Linked DNA regions of Homo sapiens: region 1 is linked to region 2. A link is a contact called in ENCODE POLR2A ChIA-PET data. All regions are on one chromosome and are shown on one strand. Each heading gives the region's core, a stretch centred on a gene start or an enhancer-like site at or near the end of the contact. The rest is flanking DNA. Distances are from core to core; before and after follow the strand shown. Region 1 overlaps EPHX1 (epoxide hydrolase 1). Region 2 has its middle 22 kb from the start of SRP9.

Region 1 (2,868 bases), core at 128-2,627, 58 kb before region 2:
CGGAAAGTCACCCCTCAATGCGGCCAGTGTCTCTCGTTCCACAGGGAAAGCAAATTCCCAGGCTGAGTTGCCAGAGGACAAGCTGAGGTGGTGGCCTTTGGTGAGGGCTGGAGGGCCAATGGCTGCCTGCTCCTGGCCTCTCACGGCATGGCTCTCTGACCCTTCAGGGATGCACTGAGACCTCCTGCTCCCGGTCACCAGCCTCCCACAGCCTTCAAGAGTCACAGTCCAGGCTGCTCCTGGACTAAAGCCAGCCAGGCGGGCCCGTGGCAGAGACACTCAGAACACGGCCTAGACTTCAGGATGTGTCTGGGCACCCCCAACCGCTGTGAGGAAGGCTAGAGAAGCCCTGAGCTGTGACACTGGGGTGGGAAGACTTAAACACACCATCTCCCATACTACAACCATCTTAAGAAGAGGTAGTTTTTCTTTTTAAAAATTATTTGAGACAGGGTCTCGCTATGTTGCCCAGGGTGGTCTTGAACTCTTGGGCTCAAGAGATCCTCCTGCCTCAGCTTCCTAAAGTGCTGGGATTACAGGTGTGCTCCACCACTCCCAGCTAATTTATTCTTTATAGAGACGAGGTCTCACTTTGTTGCCCAGGCTGGTCTCAGAACTCCTGGGCTCAAGTGATCCACCCACCTCAGCTTCCCAAAATGCTGGGATTACAGGTGTGCGCCATCTTGCCCAGCCACTTTTTCTGTTTTAAAAAGAATTAAAAATGAAGCTCAGATATGTGAAGTAGTTAATCCAGCTCTTAAGTACCAAAAAGACATTCAAATTCAGTCTCTATTCATCAAACTTCCCAAATGCTAAAGGCAGCAAAAACTCCTGCTCCCGACCTAAGAACAAGGCCTGTGATCCTAGTTTGTGGAGTAGCTGGAGAATTTTCCAGAAGTCTCTTTAACTCCTCAGAGAAAAGAACACTTTCCCCTCTTCTGCAAGCTTGCTCAGTTAGGCCTTGGAGAGCCTAATGGGTGTGGCTGTGCGGGGGCTGGACCATGCACTAAACCACACCCACCCACCAGGCAACAGACGGAAAGACACAGACAGCAGGGCGGGTGGGCATGAGGACTCCACACCAGGTCTCTGAACCCATCTCCTGGAATGCCGTAGGTCAGGCTGTGGCAGTCAAATGGCTGCTTTCTGCTGAGAAAGGATGAACTATGACTTCCCCTGGGAAAGTAAATAAACCTTGACAATAGGGGAGGCTGCTCAGTGTGAGCTTGGTTTGCACAATCGTGTGCTCAGTTATATAACGGAGGATTGGATTGCGCAGTTTTCTCCTTGTTGAGAGGAAGCTCTTCCTGGAGCGCCCACCAGCTCCTCCCTCCTCAGGAGAGGGGTGTGGCTGGATCCTTGGCAACGCTTTGGTCCCCTAACGGGGGAACTGCTGGGGTGCCTTCTCCCTCCTGCAATCCCCACCTTATCCCACAGCCCCTTGGAGACTCTGCTCCTAAGCCACTAGGTCTGGGTCAAGAACCACACACAGGCAGCCCAGGGGGCCAGCTGGGCTGGGCAGTGACCCTCCTGCCTTGACTCAGGGCTCTTGAACTCTTAAGATTTTGCCTCCCCTACCCTGTGGCCAGGGCCTTCACTCTAGTTGAAGTGTCTTCACTGGACCCAGCAGAGGCTACAGGGCCCACTGAGTCCCTTCAAAACTTACTGTTTCCCTCCTACACATTCCTTTCCTGAAATCCCTTCAGACTTTGCCACAGAATCATCACATAGCAGAGCTGCAAGAAGGCCTGCAGATCGCTGAGCCTAACCTCATTTTACAGATGAGGTCCAGAGAGGGGACACATTAATGGCAGAGCTGGGACATGAGCCAAGTCTTTTTTCCAGCCCAATCCTCTTCCCACATCACTGTATTACCTCTCAAAGGAATGAATTGCTGTTGATGGGATTTATGGCCCTAGCAGAGGTGGGTTTTCAGTATGAGATCCTAGGCACCCCTCGAATCACTATCTGTCTATCCCATCTGTGCCCACTCTGTCCCCGAGTGGGTGGGCTTCGAGCTACTTCTTCAGCAGGGGTGACCAGCTCATGCTTGGTCCTCCCTTATTTGGTACACCCAGCTGTGATCCATGTGGTTGAACCTCTTGGCGTAAGAACTGAGAAATGAATCTCGGTAGCCCCTGCTTTCACATGTCTGGGCCTGGGCCAAGATACCAGAACGGGAATCAAGGTGCCAGGTGAGCAATCACCAAGCCTGGGTATCAGGTCGACAGGAGGGGCACTGTGCATTGGTGAACCTGGGCTCCCTGAAAATGCCAGTTATGCTTAAGACATCAGGCAGGAACCAGGACACCCCAGGAGAGTCACTCCACCTCCTGCAGTGGTCAAGATGCCCTTTCTGCAAAGGTCCCTCTGCCCACAGAGCCCTCATTCAGGGCTTCCTGAAGATGTTCCCAGCCGCGTAAGTCCATGCCAGCTAGTGTGCTTCAGGCACAGCTGAGAGGCAGGAGGCATCACGCAGAGAGCATGTGGCTTGTCACAGATGGTGCTGAGGTTCACCCTGGCTGTCTTGCTGAGTAGTTATTTTCTGTGGAAGGTCCTTCCTTTCCTGGAATTGGGAAGAAGGCCGCAGAAAGCTCAGGAGTCCCCTCACTTACAGACTGAGCTAGTTCAGTTTATCCAGTAGGTCACTCATCAGCTTGACCCACACTCTGCAAACACAAACATCAGGCCATTCAAGCTGGGCACACTCCTGCCCCCAGCCTTTGCACCTGCACCCCAGGCAGCAGCTTGGCTGCTCCCTAACTCTTCAGGTCTATGCCAGTGCCACCCTTCAGTGAGGCCTTCCCTTTCCACCTGGCACTCCTCTCCCCTCTTTAAAGTTTTATTTATCTCCATATTACACATCAT
Region 2 (3,126 bases), core at 274-2,773:
AAGATACCTCTTGATATTCTCTACAAAAAGAGCAATAAAGAGCAGTCAGGAAGCCCTGCAAGTGAAATAATGAGCAAAACGTTTGTATGAAAAAAGGAACTGGGCCAGGCGCAGTGGCTCACGCCTGTAATTCCAGCACTTTGGGAGGCCGAGCTGGGCAGATCACCTGAGGTCAGGAGTTAAAGACCAACCTGACCAACATGGCAAAACCTCGTCTCTACTAAAAATACAAAAATTCACCAGGCATGATGGCGGGTGCCTATAATCCCAGCTACTTGAGAGGCTGAGGTGGGAGAATCTCTTGAACCCAGAAGGCAGAGGTTGCAGTGAGCCGAGATTGCCCCAGTGCACTCCAGCCTGGGTGACAGAGCAAGACTCCATCTCAAAAAAAAAAAAAAAGAAATTGAAGAAGAAGAAGAAGGAAGTGGCCAGTGGTGCTGGAGGTAATAAGTGGGTAATGAAGGATAGAATCCCTAGGCTTGGGGTCTCAGCCCTGGATAGACTGCTAGCCGTCATCTACCTATGCATGCTTCTCACCATAAGCAGAGAGCTGAACGTTTTGGTTCCCCAGTAGTCACTCCAGGCCTGTGTTGTGACAACAGAGGTTATCTGACAGCTTGGTCAGGAATTCATTGTTTCTTTTATATTTTCATTATATTTTTCCCACCTGCTTCCATATCGCTACCACCAGGGATTTAGGAAGACCAGACTCTCCCTTTGTCCTCTGTCACCTCCTCATACCACTTCTCCCAACCAGTCGTAGGGCCAGGGAGCCCCAACTTATGTCACTGTCACTTACTTGCCACCTTATGCCCCATTTGCCCATTCTCTCCGAATGACTTAGGCAGTAAATTCCCCAGGGCGGTCACAATCTGCGTGATCATGGGAGACCCTGAGTGCAGTATGTTACTCCATAAATAATTCACTGTTCTCATTTTGAAAGCAAGGAGATCTGAGTAACTGGAGAGGGAAGGCAGAGGGGTGATTGAAAACACACACCAGGATAGGTCTTCTCAGACGCTTTGTTACATGGCTTTCTGTACTTGACTGCTTTGGAAGCTGTAAATAGGACTGTGGCCAATGTGGTCCCTGGATGCTGGGGCAGGGGGCCGACTGCAGAGAACTTGTTCCTTCCAGGAAACTGGGTTCTGTCCAAGGCAGAGCCTAGGAGCTGGTGTGACTGCAGTAGTAGGAACGTAGGGATGAGAAGGATGTGAGGATGCAAACACATCCAAGGGCAGGGAGTCACTTTGTGTGTGAAAGCCTTTCTTTGGCATCTCGGATGCATCTGCGTTGCCCTCCTTGGCATCTCCTGGATGAAAGGAGGTCAAGGAATACTATTTTGAGGTGCTTAAAGAGGGACAGGAGGCTGCTGGATATACAAGCCTGCTTGTGGGAGGATGAAGGGAAAAAAGGCCTCATCAAGGCCGTGCTAAACCCAGATGCTGTTCTTTGACCTTCATTCCAGTTGCTGCATCACTCCTGGGTGTTTTGTCTTTGCCAAAACCACATAGGGAGGAAGTTACTAAGACAAAGGGGTGACTGCAGAGCCAATTTCTATTCCTAGCCTGTGGTTGACCCTGGCAAGTAACCTTGAGCAGGTCATTAACCCCTCCCTAGGGTGACTATAATGGATTCCAACCTATGTCAGGAAAGTCCTGTGAAAACTGATAAGTTGAGACTTTTAAGTGCCTTGAGATCTTAGAAGAGATAAACAAACAATATCCCTGTGTTTTGTGAGCATGTTATGGGCTGCCCTTGAAATCTGATTCTCCATGCACTGGCCATGCTCTGTCCTTTGCTTGGTGACCAGGTGTAGAACACACTTAGGAGTAGCAATAAAAACAGCTAACATCTATTAAACTGTTACTGTGTGCTGGGCACTGTAGTTTAACGCTCACAGCAACATTCTAAGGTACAAATGACGAAACAGAGAGGTTAAGTAACTTCCCAAAGTTGCACAGTTGATAAGCCAGAGCCAGTATCTGCACTCCGGGCTCCAGAGTCCAGGCTCTGCTCTTACCCGAGATAAGAAGCAGATAAGCCGGGCGCGTTGGCTCACGCCTGTAATCCCAGCACTTTGGGATCACGAGGTCAGGAGATTGAGACCATCCTGGCTAAAGTGGTGAAACCCTGTCTCTACTAAAAATACAAAAAAAAAAAAAAAAAAAAAAAAAAAAAAAAGCCAGGCGCGGTGGCAGGTGCCTGTACTCCCAGCTACTCGGGAGGCTGAGGCAGGAGAATGGCGCGAACCCAGGAGGCAGAGCTTGCAGTGAGCCGAGATTACGCCACTGCACTCCAGCCTGGGAGACAGAGCAAGACTCCATCTCAAAAAAAGAAAAAAAAAGAAGCAGATAAGAACCATATTTAGGCCCCATGTGGTGGCTCATGCCTGTAATCCCAGTACTTTGGGAGGCTAAGGAGGGCAGATCACCTGAGGTCAGGAGTTCAAGACCAGCCTGACCAACATGGTGAAACCCTCTCTCTACTAAAATACAAAAATTAGCCGGGCATGGTAGTGCGCGCCTGTAATCTCAGCTACTAAGGAGGCTAAAGCAGGAGAATCACTTGAACCTGGGAGGTGGAGGTGGCAGTGAGCCAAAATCATGCCACTGTACTCCAGCCTGGGTGACAGAGCTAGACTCCGTCTCAAAATAAATAAATAAATAAATATTTTAAAAAGCATATTTAATAACTATGTAATTTGTCGTTAGTGAGCACTTGCTATATGTTCTGCACCAAGCTGGGGTGGTATGAGTGACATGGAACTATATAAACAAGCAGAAGACAGACGGGAGTTGGGTGCTAAATTGACGATACCAAAGTTCTTTTGAAAATCTAAGGAAAAGAGATCCACTATGGGCTGGACTTTTGGGGAAAATGTTGGAGAAAGTGAGGCTTGAGCACCCTTTTTTTTTTTTTGCCATCTAAGCAGACTATTTAGACTCTCTGGGACTACAATTCTAGAAAGATGCTAATTTGTATTGCTTATGAGAAAAAGGGCATGGAGGAGGGGCTATTTCATGGTTAAATCTGGAATCTGCTGCATACATTCATAGTCTTGTGCAGATTCACAATGCACTTTGGCTCTTGGAGGCTCTGCAACATTGTGTGATAAAGAAATCT

Evidence for each region. ChIA-PET counts read pairs that join two places held with the same protein, here RNA polymerase II (POLR2A).
Region 1: POLR2A ChIA-PET joins it to region 2 with 14 read pairs in RWPE1. The contact joins two enhancer-like sites. POLR2A ChIA-PET finds 5 or more read pairs at or near these places in 8 of 52 experiments (AG04450, BJ, HEK293T and 5 more).

Annotation. Positions count from the first base shown.
Region 1 is chr1:225,811,945-225,814,812 of GRCh38, reverse strand. All of the region lies in intron 1 of EPHX1 (epoxide hydrolase 1), which reads right to left. Among named protein-coding and RNA genes, the nearest start is that of EPHX1, 3.3 kb to the right of the region's middle. Within about 2 kb of position 1,377, at least 26 of the 41 ENCODE cell types and tissues checked have a DNase peak (open chromatin) inside an H3K27ac peak, as active enhancers do; they include PC-9, where a contact is called at or near this core.
Region 2 is chr1:225,753,910-225,757,035 of GRCh38, reverse strand. No RefSeq gene overlaps it. Among named protein-coding and RNA genes, the nearest start is that of SRP9, 22 kb to the left of the region's middle. Within about 2 kb of position 1,523, at least 10 of the 41 ENCODE cell types and tissues checked have a DNase peak (open chromatin) inside an H3K27ac peak, as active enhancers do; they include PC-9, where a contact is called at or near this core.